Linked DNA regions of Homo sapiens: region 2 is linked to region 1. A link is a loop called in an ENCODE intact Hi-C map of the cell type or tissue named here. Cell type or tissue: sigmoid colon. All regions are shown on one strand. Each heading gives the region's core, and the rest is flanking DNA. Links, peaks and the distances in the headings are about the cores only. Region 1 overlaps NFIA (nuclear factor I A). Region 2 has its middle 26 kb from the start of NFIA.

Region 1 (9,300 bases), core at 3,252-5,751:
ACAGAGAGTTCCCCAAAGAAACATTAGAGCTCTGTTTCCAGAAGAAGGGGTGAAGAACTGCTGGGCAGGCAAAAATAATAGCTACCCCCAGGAGATAACAGCAAAGCTGGCCTGAGCACTGGCCAATGGGCTCAGCTTACTCACTAGCTGTGGCTTGTTCCTGCAGTTAGTGTTTGCAGAGCACAAGAAAAACCCAGGCCTATTTGTTCATGCCACAGACCCCCAGGGTCACTTGAAAACAGTTCGGCTCTTGATTCTCAATTAGCTGGTGTTACCTCATTGCATTGTATAATCCAGATTACTTTTCATGTATCTCTATTTATTCTAAAAACAATCCTAAGAATATTAAATAACCCAGAGTCTAGCATGCTGTTTGGCACACAGTAGATTCTCAACACATTTGTTGAATGAGTGATCCTACTATGAATGAGGCACCTGTGTACATTAATGCTAATCCTCAGAAAAGCCTTTCAAATTGCGCTATTCTTTCTTACCCCCCTCTGCCCCACCCAAGACAGAGTCTTGCTCTGTTGCCCAGGCTGGAGTGCAGTGGCACGATCTTGGCTCACTGCAACCTCTGCCTTCCATGTTCAAGCAATTCTCCTACCTCAGCCTCCTGAGTGTCTGGGACTACAGGTACACGCCACCATGCCTGGCTAATTTTTTGTATTTTTAGTAGAGATGGGGTTTCACCATGTTGACCAGGCTGGTCTCAAACTCCTGACCTTGTGATCTGCCTGCCTTAGCCTCCCAAAGTGCTGGGATTACAGGCGTGAGCCACCATGCCTGACCAATTGCTGCTACTATTTAAAGATAAGAAATTTAAAGATAAGAAACTGTAGGTTTGGAAATGTTAAATAATTTTGCCCAGATTAACACAGGGAGTGAATGATTTTACAACCAGAAGAGTCAAGCTCATTTTGTAGTAGAGGACACTAAGGAATATAGGAGGCTGGCGTCTTGCTAGTCAATACCCAAGCTGACATGAAAACTTGGTACCCTGACTTTAATCACTAGACTGATTATTCTGTTGCTTATTCCATTCCTTGTGTGAAATTTACCCACAGTAGGATTACTCCTCAAATCCTATGGGGTGAATTCAGGAAGATACTTCAAGTTCAGGAGGATGCCTTGAAAGTAGTCTTTGGCTGGGAGCGGTGGCTCACACCTGTAATCCCAACATGTTGGGAGACCAAGGCAGGCGGATCATTTGAGTTCAGGAGTTTGCAACCAGCCTGGGTGACAATGAAACCCCATCTCTACTAAAAATATAAAAATTAGCCGAGCGTGGTGGCACATGCTTGCAGTCTCAGCCACTTGGGAGGCTGAGGTGGGAGGATCGCTTGAGCCTGGGAAGCAGAGGTTGCAGTGAACCTAGATTGCATCACTGCCCTCCAGCCTGGGCGACAGAGCAAAACCCTGTCTCAGAGAGAGAGAGAGAGAGAAAAGTAGCCTATGCTTTAGTAATCATGTTGCACAGAAATAGAGGCTTCCATTTCAGTATAAATCTGACAATTTGGTGGAGAGAAATGCTGCAAAATAACCCATGGCTTTATGTTTGTTATGAGATTTGCTTTTCTGTCTGCTTATTTTCTGTGTGTGTGTGTGTTTTTTTTTTTTTTTAATGCAGGAAAAGACTTGCAACAGCCTAGATCCAGCACTTGGTCGTTACGCAAGAAGCATCTGCATGGATCTTGTTTTTTGAAGTCCTCTTTCACAGGACTGCAGTTTGTAATTCCATTTCACTTCCAACAGGTCATTGGATGATTCCCTCCCTTTTTCTGTTAATCTCTGGAATCATCCAATCTATGGTGGTTAGTTTTCTTCTCAAGTAATTGTTTTGATTTGTTTTTCATTCTTCATTTAGTCTCACAGTAGTATCGCTTACATGTTACGTAAAAGTTCAAGTTCCCTTCATGTAACTGGATTCTTGTCAACTTTGCCTATTAAACCATCACTCTAAATATTTCCAATAATCACAGCTGTTGCGTGGCGTTTGAACACATTTCACATCAGCCATCATGGAAGCTTAGGCAATTAGTGTGAGAATATGGTCAATTTTGATTCAAAGAGGCCCTGTCAGGACAAAGGCTGGGGCTGTATTTCACAGAGCTTAAAGTAGCACACTCAGGTTTTTTTAAACTCTAAATATTACAGTCTCCCCAAAGCCAAAGTATCTTAAAGACTGAGTCTAGATATACTGTACAACTTAATATCCCATAAACATTTTTAAAATCATTTGTTTTAAAAGCCTTCCTTATTTCAATTTTTAGATTTTAATTTTATTTTTATGGATCAGTTGTACTATTTGTAAATGTAATCCCAGAGACTGAATTCTATACATCCACTAGAGCTTAAACTAGATGAGCTTCAGAGAGTATTTAGTCCAAGCTGCTTACTGTGAGAAGAGAGACCTAGGGAGAGAGAAGCCACCCACATTTATAATATGCCAGGTAGTGGCAGAAACTAAGTTAAAACCCAAGTCTCTTTATCTAGTCTGAAAATATTCCTAAAAAATGCCCTAGATCTTCTGAAAAGCATTTGTTTTTGTTACTGTTTTTTTGTTTGTTGGTTGGTTTTTTAGATATAGGGTCTTGCTCTGTCACCCAGGCTAGAGTGCAGTGGTGTGATCATGGCTCACTGCAGCCTCAAACTCCTGGGATTAAGCAATCCTCCCACCTCAGCCTCCAAGTAGCTGGAATTACAGGCACCTGCCACCACACCTGGCTACATTTTTAAAATTTTTTGTAGAGATGAAATCTCACTGTGTTGCCCAGGGTGGTCTCAAACTCCTGGGCTCGAGTGATTCTCCTGCCTCAGCCTTCTGAGTAGCTGGGGTTACAGGTGTGAGCCATCACACCCAGCCGAAAAGTATTTCTAGTAGTCAATATGTATTAGATTTCTGATAAGCAAACTCCCAATAACTAACACGATGGGACTTTCAAGGGAAATGATAGAGATTTCCACTGTTTCCATGTTTTGGGAGGCCGTGGGGAGGCCATGCTCAGATTGTGGTGTGGTCAGAAACGTGCCTGGGGGCCAGGCACAGTGGCTCATGCCTGTAATCCTAGCACTTGGGGAGGCCGAGGCAGGTAGATTGCCTGAGCTCAGGAGTTCAAGACCACGCTGGGCAACGTGGTGAAACCCCATCTCTACTAAAAAAATTCAAAAATTAGCCAAGTGTGATGGTAGGCACCTGTAGTCCCAGCTACTCGGGAGGCTAAGGCAGGAGAATTGCTTGAACCCAGAAGGTGGAGGTTGCAGTGAGCCGAGATTGCGCCACTGCACTCCATCCTAGGTGACAGAGTGAGACTCTGTCTCCAAAAAAAAAAATAATAATAATAATGCCCGGTTGGCAGGGGCCTACGTGGTGAAGAGGGAGGTCAGTATGGACACTCAAGGATTGTAGGTCTAAGTGAAAAATAGCATCTAAAGGGAGATGGCCCCATAGTTCTAAGCTTCTGGGTTAAATCTCACAGTCTGAAATTTAAGTAAAGGCAGGAATTCACAGTATGTTTGGTCAGCAAAGACTATTTGTCTAGGTCTTTAAAGAACTTTTATCTTTACTTAGATATCTATGGTATCTATGATTATTAGGTCAAGATTGTTGCTACTGCTGTTGTTGCTTTTACTTTTCATTTTGTTGTTTGTGGAATTATTTTCAAGGCCCTCATGTCATATCCATGCTGATAGTATATACTATTTTATCAATATTTATGTACTTTTTTGTCCAAGAGACAGGCGAGCAACAAGTACCTCTTGTTCCATCACTCCTTTCTTTCATGTATTCTACAATCAGAACAGGTCCTAGCACACAGGAGCAAATTTCAATGTATTCATTGCCTATCCCATTCTTGTCTATGATAGTACTATCATACTACAAAAGAAGCTATTGATCACTTAATTGTGTGATCAGAAACTGTGCCGTGTGCCTTATATACATTGTCTCATTTAGTCTTCACAACAGCGCTATGAGGTATTATTAGCCCCATTATACAGATGCCAAAACTGAGTTGTAGAGAAGCTCAGCAACCTGAAGCATAGCTCGTGATAGAGCTTAGAATTTAAACTCATGTCTATCTGACTCCAAAGCCCTGGTCCTTATATTATACTGCACTGCTTTTCTGAGTCGTATGTTTAACTTAGAATTATATACGCACACACACGGATGTGGTCAGCCAGCACAGACCAAGGCATATTAAGTAATGGTGAAGACAGACAATCAAAAGTCTACCGTGGAGAGTTAATGAGATATCAAAGGTGACCAGATTGCTTTGGAAAGCTTCAGAAAGCTGAGGTGGAATTGGTATTGACTGTCAGGGGTCTGACTCACAGAGCACAGCAGGTGCTTGGAGAGTGAACAAGAATTTTGTGGGTCTACACCAGGGACTGGAAAACTATTGGGCCCACAGATCCAATAGCCCTTTGCCTGTATTTGAAAATAAACTTTTATTGGAACACAGCCGCGCTCATTTGTTTATGTAATGTCTGTGACTGCTTCTGCACTGTAGCAGCGGAGTTCAGCAGTTGCAACAGAGACCATATAGCCTGCAAAGTCTAAACTATTTAGTATCTGGTCTTTACAGAAAATGTTTGCCAACTCCTGGTCTAGTCAGGGCCTTGAGCAACAAAGGTCTTGAAGTAGCTAAAATTGATCTAGATAAAAATTTTAAAAGACTTTGGCCTTCTGTTTTCTTGTGTGGGTCTTTCTTTTTCTTTCTGTTTTTCCAAAAGACATTAGAATTTGATCTCTTAGAAAATCCCCTGAATTCAAATGGAATAGACTCTATCAACCATCTTGGAAACTAACCGTGGCATAAAGTTACTTTGTCTGGTAGCAGTAATACAAAAACACTGGTGTTTTGCAAGCTGTCAAGCCATGTCATATATTTCTCTCAATTGACATATCTGGGTCCTTTCACGTGCATCTTCGTGATGTTAAAAGATATGTACCATATGTTTTGAAAAACCTTGGCTCACCTCGAGTCAAAAGCTTTGTTATTTAGAAAAGGCATCACCTCTTAAAGGTTTGAAAAGCATTGCCAATTCTTCTTTCCTGTATCTCTGTTAAAATAAATCCCTTAACTCCAAACTTCTCAGCTTTCATCAATGGCAGGCCTGATTCATGCATGATTTATAAATTAGGGCTATGGACCATTAAGATAGATTTCTCAGCTTTAGGTGGGGTATAATGGTGTTATATAGTGTGGTTTTGAATTTCTGAAGAAGCAAGATACATAGTAGTTGACAACCCAAGCCATTTTTATGTTCTATTTACCCTTATGGAAAGCTTCTTTTGTTTTTTAAGTGGGATTTTTTTCTTCGATTTTCTTTTCCTTTTGAAGCTTTGCCGTATTACAAATTTTTACTTCTAATTATGAGTAGTCAAGAGTTCTTAATGCCACCCTTACGCTATGGAAGTGGTAACTTTCATCTAAAGAACATCTTATTTCTGAAGACAGATAAGAAGGTTTTTCTTATAATGGCGCTAACAGAGAAAAACTGTTTGGAATCTCACCTGTTGCCACTGCCTTTGTATTCATTAACACTAAGACTGTGAAGTTTTGCAGATGCCAGGGCTCAGGAGTGATTATTCGCTCTTGTGAGGGAAGAAGCCTGTATATAACACTGCCTTAAGAGCACACTGTGCCTGAAGGAGGATTATATTTTATTGTTTGTGTTGCTCTCTTGACAGCTTTTCTTTGGAGCCTCCCATAGAAGAGAGACTGGGATTTAAAGGCTGATGCCAGAAAGCAAAAGCTAACGTGAAAAGAATCCAAGTCTCTGTCCAGTGTGTGAGAATCTGCAACGGTTCATGGACAAGGAATAAAACAATTAAGGCAATGTCAGGGTTATAATACAGAAGAACATATTTCAACCCATAAAATTTTGGTTTGAGGGAAAATGTGTGAGAGTTATTAGAGTTCTTGGAGGATGAGCTTGAGAAAAACTACTGGAAATACTAAGAGATTACTTTCTTCTTCTATCTCTTTTTCTTCCCTAAGACTTATAAAAGCAGAAAAATGCAAGATTCCAAGCTTGTCTGGACACAGCTCCCTGATACCATCCTATTTCATATGGCCCACGCTTAGATTTTCTAACTAGTTCTGACTCCTCTTAAGAGCACTCTTATGTGTCTACAAGACCTCCTCCCCATAGTGGACTCTCAGACCAAGAATCACTGGTTGTATTATAGAAGTCTTGCAACATATCCAATAATACAATAATGATCCTGACCTTCTCCTTTCTCAGTCTTAATAAATTCTGCTTTTAACGGAAGAAGCATTTTTGAGTTAAACATGTATATGTATTTTTTCAATTGTTTGAATTTTTAACTTTTTCTCCTTTAAACTAAAACCAAGAGAGGATTTTTAAGAACTGGTGGGCTGCTGGACTGGTGGGGAGGGAATGAACAAGTAAACCAACCTGACTGACCTGCTTTCGTTTTTCAAAGTATCCAGTAATATGATCATTTTGTAATAAATAGCTGAGTATTACACCCTTTGGGAAATTGTGGCTCTCTGTTTCTTTTCGTTGTGGCTACTTTGTTCAGGATGTGTAGGCAGTGCCATTGCAGCCAAAGAAACCTGATCAAATTTCCTTCCTTCCCATCTTATTTATATTCTTTGTGAAAAGCCCAAACAGTTGTTTTAAACAAGTCTGGCCACTCGTTAAAGTTTAAACTAGTAGTGAGATCCATCAGGAGTGAAGTGTTTCTGACACTCTCTGCTGCTCCTGGCCTAGGGTACTAAGAGTATTAGATGCCGGAAGCAGCCAATTTTGTAGTGTCTTTTAATACACAAAATTGTATTAACATCAATGTGGATACAGATGGATGCACTGCAATAAACTGTAACCACTTGAGAAAAGCCTTTATTGACTCTCAAGTAAATAATGCACATTTTAAAGGATCTAAATATGCATTTACATAATGTGCTATAATTTTTTATGGTGTCAACTACTCACACACACACATCCATAAGACATGTTTTTCTTCGTCAAAAATCTGGACTCATACCATTCTTCGTGCATTCCATTAGCATCATGCCAAATTCATAATGGTAGTTTTTTTCTATAAAGCCTGATCTGGCCACCTCAAAATATAGTTGATGAATTTTACTCTTTAATTGATTTAACCCCAGTGGCTCTTTCTAAAATGATTTGAGACAAATAAAAACTTAGGTACAGTAAAAACATCCAAGATGAAGAGAGAAAACAAGAAATAGGAGAGAAGAGAAACAAAGTTAGGCAGGCATTGATGACATCTTAATTCTGAGTTTCAGTGGGTTTCATTGTCTGGTAGAAGAGGAATAGCAGGTTATCTAGAGAAATAGCATCTATTTAATAATAACTAGAGCTTTGTGATGTCAGTAACGTAACTATTTTCTGTTTGAAGAAATGAAGGTTCAGGATCTCGAATGATTTCTCTCCAGTTGCACAGTGAACTGATGACTGAACCAGAAAGTCCAAAGCATGAGAAAGTAAGGGTTGCAAAGGATGACCCTTTAAAATGCAGACTCAGCAATTGCCCAATTTGAAACTACAGGCTAAATGATTTCCTGGTATTAATTAAGAATTAATTGATTCTTATAAATCAGTCATTGTAGAATTAATTCCATATAGTACCATATGTTCTTGTGTTTGTGTTAAACTCTGTTCCACAAGGAAATGGTGAATAAATTGTTTTTAGTAAAATAAAAAACGAAGGTCTAAATTTAAGTTGCTAATGATTGTCTTTTACGTATTTAACAACAACAAAATGAGGGAAAGGATGTTTATAACAGTTAATGAGGAGATGACAGGGTGCTTTTGAGTTATTTCTTCTATCTCATTTCTTTAAAGATCAGCTCTGCTTGATCTTTGCTCAAGTGAATTTCTTTTTTGGGCAGCATTTTCTGTAGGCCACCGTGATTTCATAATCTAACAATTACCCATCACTTTCCATTGAGCACCTGAGGCAGCGGCACTTTATCTTCAAGGTCAGCCTACCAGGGGCTCTTGTCAGCAGAATTGGCACCTTTGTGTTTGGCATTCTGCAAAAGTTGAGTGTTTCGTTTTGTTAGGCTCAGTATATTCTCAGCCTAGTTTGGGAAATATCACATTCTGTCCTTAACTAGTGACTATTCCATCAGACGCAGGGTACCGAGTACAAGTTTTTTGCCACCAGCAAGGAGGACTGTACCATGTTGGATGAAAAAATTCCTTTGATTCTTGAAAGCCAATGGCATAATTTGCAGAGTAAGAGATGACCAGAGCCATTTAACTTTTTAGCTTGTGGGTTTTAACAAGCAACAACAATAGATCCCAAGATTTATCATTCATTGCAGGAAGTCCTAAGTTTTACTCATTTTTCTTTTTTTTTTTTTTTTTTTTTTGAGACGGAGTCTCCCTCTGTCGCCCAGGCTAGAGTGCAGTGGCGCGATCTCGGCTCATTGCAAGATCCGCCTCCCAGGTTCATGCCATTCTCCTGCCTCAGCCTTTGGAGTAGCTGGAACTACAGGCACCCACCACCACACCTGGCTAATTTTTTTGTATTTTTAGTAGAGATGGGGTTTCACCGTGTTACCCAGGGTGGTCTCAATCCCCTAACCTCATGATCCGCCTGCCTCAGCCTCCCAAATTGCTGGGATTACAGGCATGAGCCACCGTACCAGGCCAGTTTTACCGATTTTTCTAAAAGCTCCCTGGCTCTTGACCAGGTGGAGAAACCAAGTTTTGGTTTTAGCAAATTTTATTCTATGTTTAACGGTATGATTATCTTATTAACCTCTGTTTATTCAGTCATTCACTGCACATTCAACAAATATTTATTGAGTGCCAGACTCAGTTCTGGGGATATTGCAGTGGGTTGAAAAGGTATTTACGAAGATGGAGAAGGCTGGGAGAAGTGTAAGCTTGAGAGGAGAAGGTAATGAAAATTCTGATTCAAATAGGTTATGTTTGAGACATCCTCAATTGTATGACCGATGGCAAAATTTCATCTGTTTTGGCTCAGATTTGTTTCTTGAGCCCATAGTAGGAGCCTATGAATATTTATTGGGCAGATTAAAGATTGCATAAATTAAAGGGTTGCACCAGACCACCTGCAAGACATGGATTGGAAAGTTGCTTCCCCTCCAATCGCCCATTTCCAGTCTTTTTGAAAACTACAGATGTCACTCTGAACCCCATAGCATGAGCCATTTCAGTCATTAGTCAGAAAGTGCCCCAATCATGAGGAGATCCCGGTAGGGAACAAAGAACCTATGCCCAGCAACTAATACAGATGCATTCTTTTTCACAGCCTTTAGCCATGCAAGT
Region 2 (9,300 bases), core at 3,590-6,089, 340 kb before region 1:
CCTCCCGACACTGGCAAAGCCCAGAGACCGCATTTCCTACCACTTTGCCCACTTTGTACTGGGCACCCTCGGTAAACAGGATGAAAGCAACATTTTTATCCCTTAAGACGAAAATGTAACCTTTAGAATACTCCCTATTCCGGGGTTGACAGCAGGTCAAGGGCTCAGAGGCAAGCTTGCATTACACATAGGACAAGTACAACTTATCAGGGTGCAAAAAAGGGCAAGAAACTTTGTAAAAGTTGGAATCAGTATTCAAAGAGATAGTTTCAGGTGGTGCTACATAATGGCATGGTAACCACAAGAAGACCAGAAATGCTTGGAGTGCATTTCTGTTCTCGAAGAGGGGTTGAGGGTAGAGGCTTGGTGCACTGTGGTTTGAAGGTTTACAGAAAGCAGCCTTATCCTCATGAAGCTGGGAAGCTATGCTTTCTCCACAAAATACTTTTAATGATTTTCGCCCCAGAGATACCGGGATCCGAGACCTTCACAGGCTCTCCTGGCCTGAGGAATCACAAAACTTGCAAACTCTGCAGTTTTTCCCTTGAGTTCACTTTAAAAACACAGGCACCTTGAGCACAAAACAATTAAGGTGGTGGTTTCCCCGAGACAACAAACCAGGCACAAACACACACCTTAGTCTGCACTGGCACTAACATTCCCACTCTAGGGCCACTCACTGCCAGTTAAAGAACAAGAGCTATCCACTTCAAGTGTGGGGACAAGCTTCATTCAGGGTGCAAACACATGCCCACAAAACACAAAAGGGGAACGGTTACTCCAAAAGAAGTCTGAAGACTTCCAGTAAGCAGTAAAGAACAGCCCGGAAGGTCTGCAACCTGTCAGCTCCAGGGGCCGTCACCACTCCATCCTGTAGCCCCACAGCATTGAGTGCTGTGTTTCGAAAATTGGAAAGTGCTGGGTTTTAATTGGGGCTGGGTCCTGCCTTCTCCCCTCTTCCTCCAGATCGGGCCCTCTCTGTAAGCGGATTTGCTTTCCCGTGTATCGCCAGCAGGTCGTTTTTAGGCAATCTTGCTTCTGCAAAACGTTTTAAACATGGTAATATATTGCAGTCTTATTAAGTCCCCCTCCAGAAGTGGGTGAAAGGGGCTCTGTTTTCCTGAAAGATTCAGGAACTCCACTGTCTGAGCAAGACTAGCCCAAGGAAGGCTTGGATTGACTCCGCTATCCACTTAAGTGAAGACAGTATTTTTGTTGCTGTTGTTGTTTTTGGTTTATGTTTGTTTTTTGTTTTTGTTTGGTTGGTTTTGGTTTTGGTTTTGAATGCCTAGGAGATTTTAAATTCACATAATCCTCCCTCCAGGAGGAAAAAAAAAAAAAACAAGAAAACATTGAACTTGCTACCTTCATTATAAGCCACCCTAGAAGAAGCTGAGAGGACAGGCTGCTGAACTGGTGGACCACGAATTAATGTGGAGAACGAGGCCGTCCGGGCTAGGTTCCCGGGGCTCAAAGACGCAAAGGGAAGGCGACAAAGGTTTCTCACAGGTCGCCGTTAGGGAGAGGGGGCAGCGCAGGAAACCCGTTTATTTAAAGTTCAGTTGTGTTGGGCATCTGATCCAGGACAACTCGCCCAGGAGCCCGGCGGGTTTCAGCTGCCACCACGAAAGTAAGGATCGGTTCTGCCGCGTCGCCCCCTCCTTCCCCTTGGGATGTGCCAGGCGGGCGACAGATAAGGGGGCGCGGCGCGGGGTCAGCCACCGAGCCAGAGGGCGGCGCCCGGTTGCAGCGCTCCACAGCCGCCTCCTGCAGCCTCGCGGTCGTGACCTTGCCGAGCAGCTCCTGCGCCTCAGGCTCGGTCCCTGCACCCGCCCTCACTCCAGTCCCTCTCAGGGCCTGCAGTGGAAGATCCCCGTGGTCCGGGTGGGTGGCGATGGAGAGCAGAATTGAATTTATTTGCTCTCAAATTCCCCTAAAAGCTCTGAAACTGGGAAAGTCCGCGGGCTGCCAGGGACAGTAATCACTGTGTCCCCACCCGGACGCAGGAGGTCTCGGGAGGAGCTCCGAGGCCAAGCGCCCGCGACTTCTGGGTGCCAGGTTGCTGCAGACGAGAAATGAAGCCCGCCAGATTTGGGCTCCCGAAATTTTTTGAAGTATGAGTACCTTAGATTTCCCTTCTGATACAGCGCCTCTTTCGAAGGGGTGTGTGCGAGTGTGATAGTGAAGATGGGGTGGGGAGTTCTTGCCTGCTAAAAAGTCTCACCCTGGCCCCACAAGCGAGCAAGGGGGAGACAGGCAGGTGGAGGAGAAGGTAGCACACCCTCTTCTATTTTTATTCATTATTTTGAAAATTGTGTAAGATTGATCAAGTGGAGTCCTACGCTCACGCCCAGCGCTTGGAATGAATGAATGTTTCTCTCGGCGCTCTCAGCAAGATGCTTTCTACTAATGGAGAACTTTACCCCGGGTCTTGCAACCCACTAAACTTGGCGTCCCATGCCACACTGGGCGTCCCAGGCCTGCCTGCCCTCGACGGGGCGGTCTCTCTGCCGGCCCCTGGTAAAACAGTTACTGCACCTGGGGCTTCGCAGAGTGCAAGGAGGAAAGAAGTGGGGCATTACTTTCCAACAAGCAATGACCTCAGCCTGCCAGCGCCTACCTTGTTCTGGAAACACCTAATCTCTGCTTCCTCTATAAAGTTTAACTGCAGCTTGCCTCCAATCCCAAATTGCAAACACTAGCAGAATTGCTCCCTTAAGCATTTCCTTCCTTTGACCCTTCCTAAAGCCTTGTTCAAGTCAGCACTCTGGGGGTCCTTAAGAGAAAGAGAAATTCAGGATGGCCTTCTTTCAGTTTAAACTAATAATGACACAAAGGGAGCATACCTGAGTCCTGGGATTGTTTATACTTCTTCATAATTCAGTGACAGACTAGGCCTGAGGTAACAAGTTGTGTAGGAAAGAAAGCATTGCAACAGGAACATGGCTTGGAAAACTTCTCTCCAAAGGAAACCTTGGCTTCCTGCCACCTGGATAGTCACACATTAATAAGTATGCACTTAACATATACAGCCAACATTACATATTAGCATTGATCTGGTCAAGTGGAGAATTCTCCATAGTTGCTTAACTATTCCATGTATGGGAACAGATTTGGTAGGGAATGTTCTGGCCTATTCTTAATAATAATAAAGACTGCTGAGCTCCTTGCTTCACACTGACATCATAAAAGCCAGATAAAATAAACTGCTTAGAGGCCTCAGTGGAAATCCAGGAGCAGTTCAAAGATCCCCCTATTATATCTGACCTTGCTTTCCCTGTGTTTACATTGGAGTAATAATAACCTCTAAGATTCATTGAGCTGTTTGCTACATGTGCCATGCTCTGCTCTAAGCACTTTAATATGATAACTCATTTAATTCTGACAACAGCCCTATGAATTAGTTGCTGTTTTAATCTCCATTTAATAAATGTAGGAAACTGAGGCACAAATAAACTAAGTAATTTGCCTACTACTACTTAGCCTGTGCATGTTAAAACTAGCTAGTTGTTTGGCTGCAGCACCTGTGCTCTTGACCACTGACTACACAGACAAGAGGGGTTTTGAACAGTGATCTCTGCATGTGATCCTGCTTGGAGCTGTTTTCTGAAAAAAGTAGACAGGAAGTAATTAATCCCATTAATTTGGTACATCTAGACAGCCAACCTGGCATAGAAGAACTCTTACCCACTGAAAAGTTACTTTCCATAAGCTATCCAAGTGATTCAATGCATTTTATATACAGATCATAAATAAACAAGAACATTGAAAATTGTTCCATTCCCCATATCCTTTTGGTTGGTCCTTGAAAATGGTCTTTTTCCCCTCCCCCAGAAAATATATGATTAAATTGTCATTCTCAAAGAGCACTCATACACTGTATGTATTGCAGAGCTAGGACAATAACAGCTGTTAATACAGACAATCTTGATTGTTAAGGACGCATGCATACTGGACTCATCACTTTCATCACCTTCAGTTTAAACAGATGCCACCTGAGGAATATGACCTCTTTTTCTCTCCACATTAACCCCCTCCCCCATCATTATTCCCTCTTAAATAGAATCATGGATTGTCTGTGCAAAAAAAGACTTTAGAAACCACATCATTTACCCTCTGCAATTCTACAGATGAGGAAAGGGTGGGGTGGGGGTTGGGGGCACAGAAAAAGAAAGACTTGCCAGAGCTTACAAGGAACCCAGGACTCCGTATTTCCAGTTCACTCAGTTCAGTCTACTTCCCCCAAACCAGATTGCTCCTTAGAGTTGATAAAAAGTATTTAGACTAACAGCACACTTTAAAAAAAGTTTTAACAACCCTTTTTTGGCCCAAGATACATAAAGAAGGGGCTGTCTTACTCCTTTCTTCCTTTCAGATGTGTTCCTGGAATGTCTTCACCAGATGTTTACTCGAGAACTTGCAATCTCAGTCTTCAACATGTGAGCGCATTTTAAGAGCAGTATTTTAGATCGGAACCCAATTAATGATTTTTTTTCTTTTTTAAAAAAGGGAATTTTAGTTTGCTTGCAAATGATCCGAGTCTGTAGAGTCTTTACAGACTCTGCGTTAACCTCAGTCAATTCCACTCTAGGACGTGCTAGTCTCACAGTCTAGTTTTGTTCAGACTTTATTTTGCGCCAAGCTGCATTACAGACCACTTGTCCAGGCTGCAAAAGGTTGGGGTAGGGGGTTGGGGTGACGGGCGCTTCCCCCCCGCTTCATATACGTGAAGCAATCTGGAATCATTCCACTTGGCTCTGACGCGCGCGCGCGCACACACACACGCGCGCGCACACACACACTCTCACACACACGTGTACCGTGCATGTGTGGGCGCCTATGGATCTGTGTATGCGCGCGTTTGTGATTTAAAGTGACAGGACCAAGAACTGGCTGAAGCAGAGAATTGTTTTGCGTGATAAATCAACTTGATTGTCTCCACACTGTACTTCCATTATTCACCCGAGTGCTCGGTGGTTACGGCGGACGTGCACTGCGGCAAAAATGTCCTCGGAGCCGCTAATTTTGTGGCCACTGCGGCGGCTGCGGCGGCTGCGGCAGCGGAGGCGCGGGGGCGCGAGCACGGGTTGATTTTTCAAGATCTATCTCCTTTAGTGCAACTCGCCAAATGGAATCGAGTTGACAGCAGAAGCCTCACAGGATGCGTGTGGATTGGGTTTTGTGCCTGTGATTTTTTAAAAAAATATATTTTTTATTTGTGGAGAGGAGCCGAGCTGTTGGCGCAAGAAGGGAAATATACCTTTTCTGTTTTATTTCCCCTTTATTCCCTTAAAAAAAAAATGAAAATGGCCACCACCGTTTCCTGAGCTTTCAGGAGGCCAGACCTTTGCAGATGGGGAGGTGACACTTTTTTTTTTTTTTTTTTAGACGGAGTTTCGCTCTTGTCGCCCAGGCTGGACTGCAATGGCGCGATCTCGGCTCACTGCAACCTCGCCTCCCGGGTACAAGCGATTCTCCTGCCTCAGCCTCCCGAGTAGCTGAGATCACAGGCGCCGGCCACCACGTCTGGCTAACTTTAGTAGAGACGGGGTTTCACCATGTGGGTCAGGCTGGTCGCGAACTCCTGACCTCAGGTGATCCACTCGCCTCGGCCTCCCAAAGTGTTGGGATTACAGGCGTGAGCCACAGCGCCTGGCCGGAAGTGACACTTTTAATCTGTTTCTTACCTCTGTCCCTCCCTCCCTCACCCACCTCCACCTCGTCAGCTCTGCAACAGTCCAGGGAGAGAAATTGTCATAGGCACTTGTGCCGGTCATTTGTTTTCACTCGCTTTTTTCTTCTGACAGTAGTTACCAATTTTTTTCTTTTAAAACTGATACTTTTTGTCTAGTTATCAAATTTTTAATAAATATATGTCCAGAATATGTTTGATTTGTCTTCTTAAACACCAACCCATGCAGTGGCTGAACAGCAGCAGGAGGCAATCTCTTTACCAGATCTGGTAGAGATCACCTGGGGCAGACACAACTCAATAGTTACAGACAGTTGTTTTTTTTTTAATTTTTGGAGGAAGGTGGCTAATTTACAAATTAATTTCTAGAAATGTGTGTTGATGCCTGTGAGTTTATTTAAAAACACATACAGAATTTTACTTTCATATATTTATTATTGAATTGCTATTTTCTGTAGCTGAGCATATGGATCACACCAGACATAATTTACATTTAAAAAGTGGGATTCCAAAGACTTGAGGGTCAGCTGTGCCACCCAACTTTGTTTGCAGGACAAAACCTGAATGTTTTTTGAGGGGGTGGGAAAACTTTTCCATTCATAAAGATGGCATTGACATATTTATCCTAGGTTTTTACCTCTCTTGAAGCTGACTACAGAGCCATAGTGGTATTTGTCAAATTGGGAAGATAATTGCAGTGTGAATGTGTGAGTAATGACACAGTATTGCATAATAATAACTTAAGCAGCATATCTTTGTTTACAGTGATGTAACTTTCCCAAAGTTTATATGTAGCCTTAAAGGGTTTAGTGCAGAGCGGATTGCAAATGAGTAACTGCCAAGAAGAAAGAAAGAGGGTGATCCATCCCTCCCAGTTAGTTCTGCAGTCCTCATTGTTATATGAAATCCCAACCTGCAGATACCAGGGGCAAGAGGACCCCATTTTTCTTGAACAGAAGGGAGAGATTGGAAAGAGGCCAAACTGATGACCTTAATGTATTTGATAAAGTTGGCCCGCATTGTCCATGATATGAAAAAATACTCCTTTTTAGGAGAAATTAAAAAGCTAGATGTAGCAACACAGTGAAAATCCATCTCAGTTAAATGTGAATATATACCCAGTGGAGTAAGCTATTACAACATAGTTGAAATATAGCTTTTTTTTTTTTTTTGACTGAGTCTCATTCTGTCGCCCAGGCTGGAGGGCAGTGGTGCAGTCTCAGCTCACTGCAACCTCTGCCTCCTGGGTTCAAGCAATCCTCCTACCTCAGCCTCCCAAGTAATTGGGATTACAAGCATGTGCCATCATGCCCAGCTAATTTTTGTATTTTTAGTAGAGACAGGGTTTTACCATGTTGGCCAGGCTGGTCTCGAACTCCTGACCTCAAGTGATCTGCCCACCTCAGCCTCCCAAAGTGCCTGGATTACAGGCGTAAGCCACTGTGCCTGGCCAAAAGACAGCTTTTTTTAAAAATGTGCTTCTAAAATAGTGAAAATGAGCCCAAATGAACTCACCACCAACAACCTCATTTTCTCCAACATTTAAAACATACTTAATCGGTCCTGTGTTTGGGGTACTGTTTCACAACTCATAATTTGTAAAACTGTACAACTTTCATGTTACCATAACTTGATGAGTTTTTTTTTGTTTTTTTTTTGAGAGAGGTCTCGCTCTGTCACCCAGGCTGGAGTGCAATGGCACAATCTTGGCTTACTGCAACTTCCACCTCCTGGGTTCAAGTGATTCCTGGTTTCAACTTGATAAAGTAGGCCTGCATTGTCCATGATGTGAAAAAATACTCCTTTTTAGGAGAAATTATAGCCATGCCTCAGCCTCATGAGGAGCTGGAATTACAGGCGCCCATCACCACATAGCTAATATTTGTAGTTTTAGAAGAGACAGGGTTTCACCATGTTGGCCAGGCTGGTCTTGAACTCCTGACCTCAGGTGATCCACCCACCTCGGCCTCCCAAAGTGCTGAGATTATAGGTGTGAGCCACCACCCCAGCCGGATATTTTAATTCAGCCATTACAGAAGAGACAAATGGAAGTAGGTCAACATCTAGGTCCACAGAAAGGCGGCCTACCTACCAACTCAAAGGAAACCCATACTGTCTCCCAGGCACCAAAACTTCCACTGTCTTTTTTCTTAAAGACTCACATTCCAGGGCCTCAGAGTTTGATGTGATTCTGACTTATAGCTACAAAAGTGATACCAAAATGTTTAAATTAAAATATGAACATATGAAAACTAACAAATAAGCCTTTGTTGGTCATTAAGCAAGGCCCTAAACTCATGAAATACTCCCCTAAATTCTATCAGAATTAAAACTCTTTGTGATATCCTCAGTAGAACCATGATTCACCATTACAGAGACTATAGTCAGACCACAGAGTTAATTTTTATAAACTTTCTTGGTATAGATTTTTTTTAAGCAAAAAAGAAATCACAAAAATAGCTTTCTTATAGAAAATGTTTAGTAAAATTCCTAATATGCTGCTGCTGTAGACCGTTTTGCTAAACTGGGCACTTCGTTTAATGACAATAATAAATATCTGAATAGTATAAACATTAACTATGGTATTTTCTTAGTTAATTGGTTATGTTCTTATTTTTAAAGCAACATAAAACATCATAGGAAAATCTTCAGATTTTACCATACTGGGATTGCTCTATCAATGAAGTGCTTTTTAATTTTCAACTTATGATTTATGTGTTAAGCTTTCATATTATCAATTGTAAAAAAAAAAAACAAAACTGAGGGTTTTTTACTGGGTGCACATCAAAGTTAACATAATTATATTATCTATAGACCATGAAAGTCATACTATTGTACCTAACATACACACGGAGACAATTTACAATAGTAAGTAACATTATGCAATGTTACATTTTTAAAAAATGGAAGCAAAGGCTTTGAAGAAATTGAAACAACTGGGGTGATCAGGTAACAATGTAAAAGCAATACAGACACAAAACTATGAGATTGAGTCATTATTCACATTTAGATTTACATTTACATTTACAAAAGAAAAAAAGAGAGGATACATTTTATTTTATTTTATTTTATTTTATTTTTTGAGATGGAGTCTCGCTTTGTTGCCAGGCTGGAGTGCAGTGGCATCATCTCCGCTCACTGCAACCTCCGCCTCCCAGTTTCAAGCAATTCTCCCACCTCAGCCTCCTGAGGAGCTGGGATTACAGGCGCCTGCTACCACGCCCGGCTGATTTTTGTATTTTTAGTAGAGATGGGGTTTCACCAATTTGGCCAGGATGGTCTCGATCTCTTGATCTCATGATCTGCCTGCTTCGACCTCCCAAAGTGCTGGGATTACAAGCGTGAGCCACCGTGCCCGGTGAGGATACATTTTATAAGCCTTTCAATACCTCTCCAATTAAGAACATTTAGCTTGGGAAATAACAGGTGTCTGTGTCAATGCTATTATCTACTAAGAAAAACTCTCTCCTACCTATGCTTAAAAAACAAACAAAAAAAATCGGGCCGGGCACAGTGGCTCAAGTCTGTAATCCCAGCATTTTGGGAGGCCAAGGTAGGCAGATCACAAGGCCAGGAGTTCAGGACCAGCCCAACCAACATGGTGAAAC

What was found. Hi-C counts contacts between places; a loop is a spot of excess contacts. Peaks named below come from ENCODE experiments on the same cell type or tissue, not always from the same donor. Only the 100,000 strongest peaks of a DNase experiment are listed, where the experiment ranks them.
Region 2: a loop joins it to region 1, with 3 times the contacts of the local background. A loop is called at or near these places in 2 of 110 quality-filtered maps.

Annotation. Positions count from the first base shown.
Region 1 is chr1:61,393,681-61,402,980 of GRCh38, forward strand. The region is part of intron 7 of NFIA (nuclear factor I A); the gene reads left to right. Among named protein-coding and RNA genes, the nearest start is that of NFIA-AS1, 140 kb to the left of the region's middle. In sigmoid colon, for the core only: no CTCF peak of the experiment used is centred there; a DNase peak (open chromatin) is centred at 4,492.
Region 2 is chr1:61,052,257-61,061,556 of GRCh38, forward strand. No RefSeq gene overlaps it. Among named protein-coding and RNA genes, the nearest start is that of NFIA, 26 kb to the right of the region's middle. RefSeq lists an enhancer at 2,103-2,976. In sigmoid colon, for the core only: no CTCF peak of the experiment used is centred there; DNase peaks (open chromatin) are centred at 4,755 and 5,575; H3K4me3 peaks cover 1,857 bases; H3K27ac peaks cover 1,154 bases.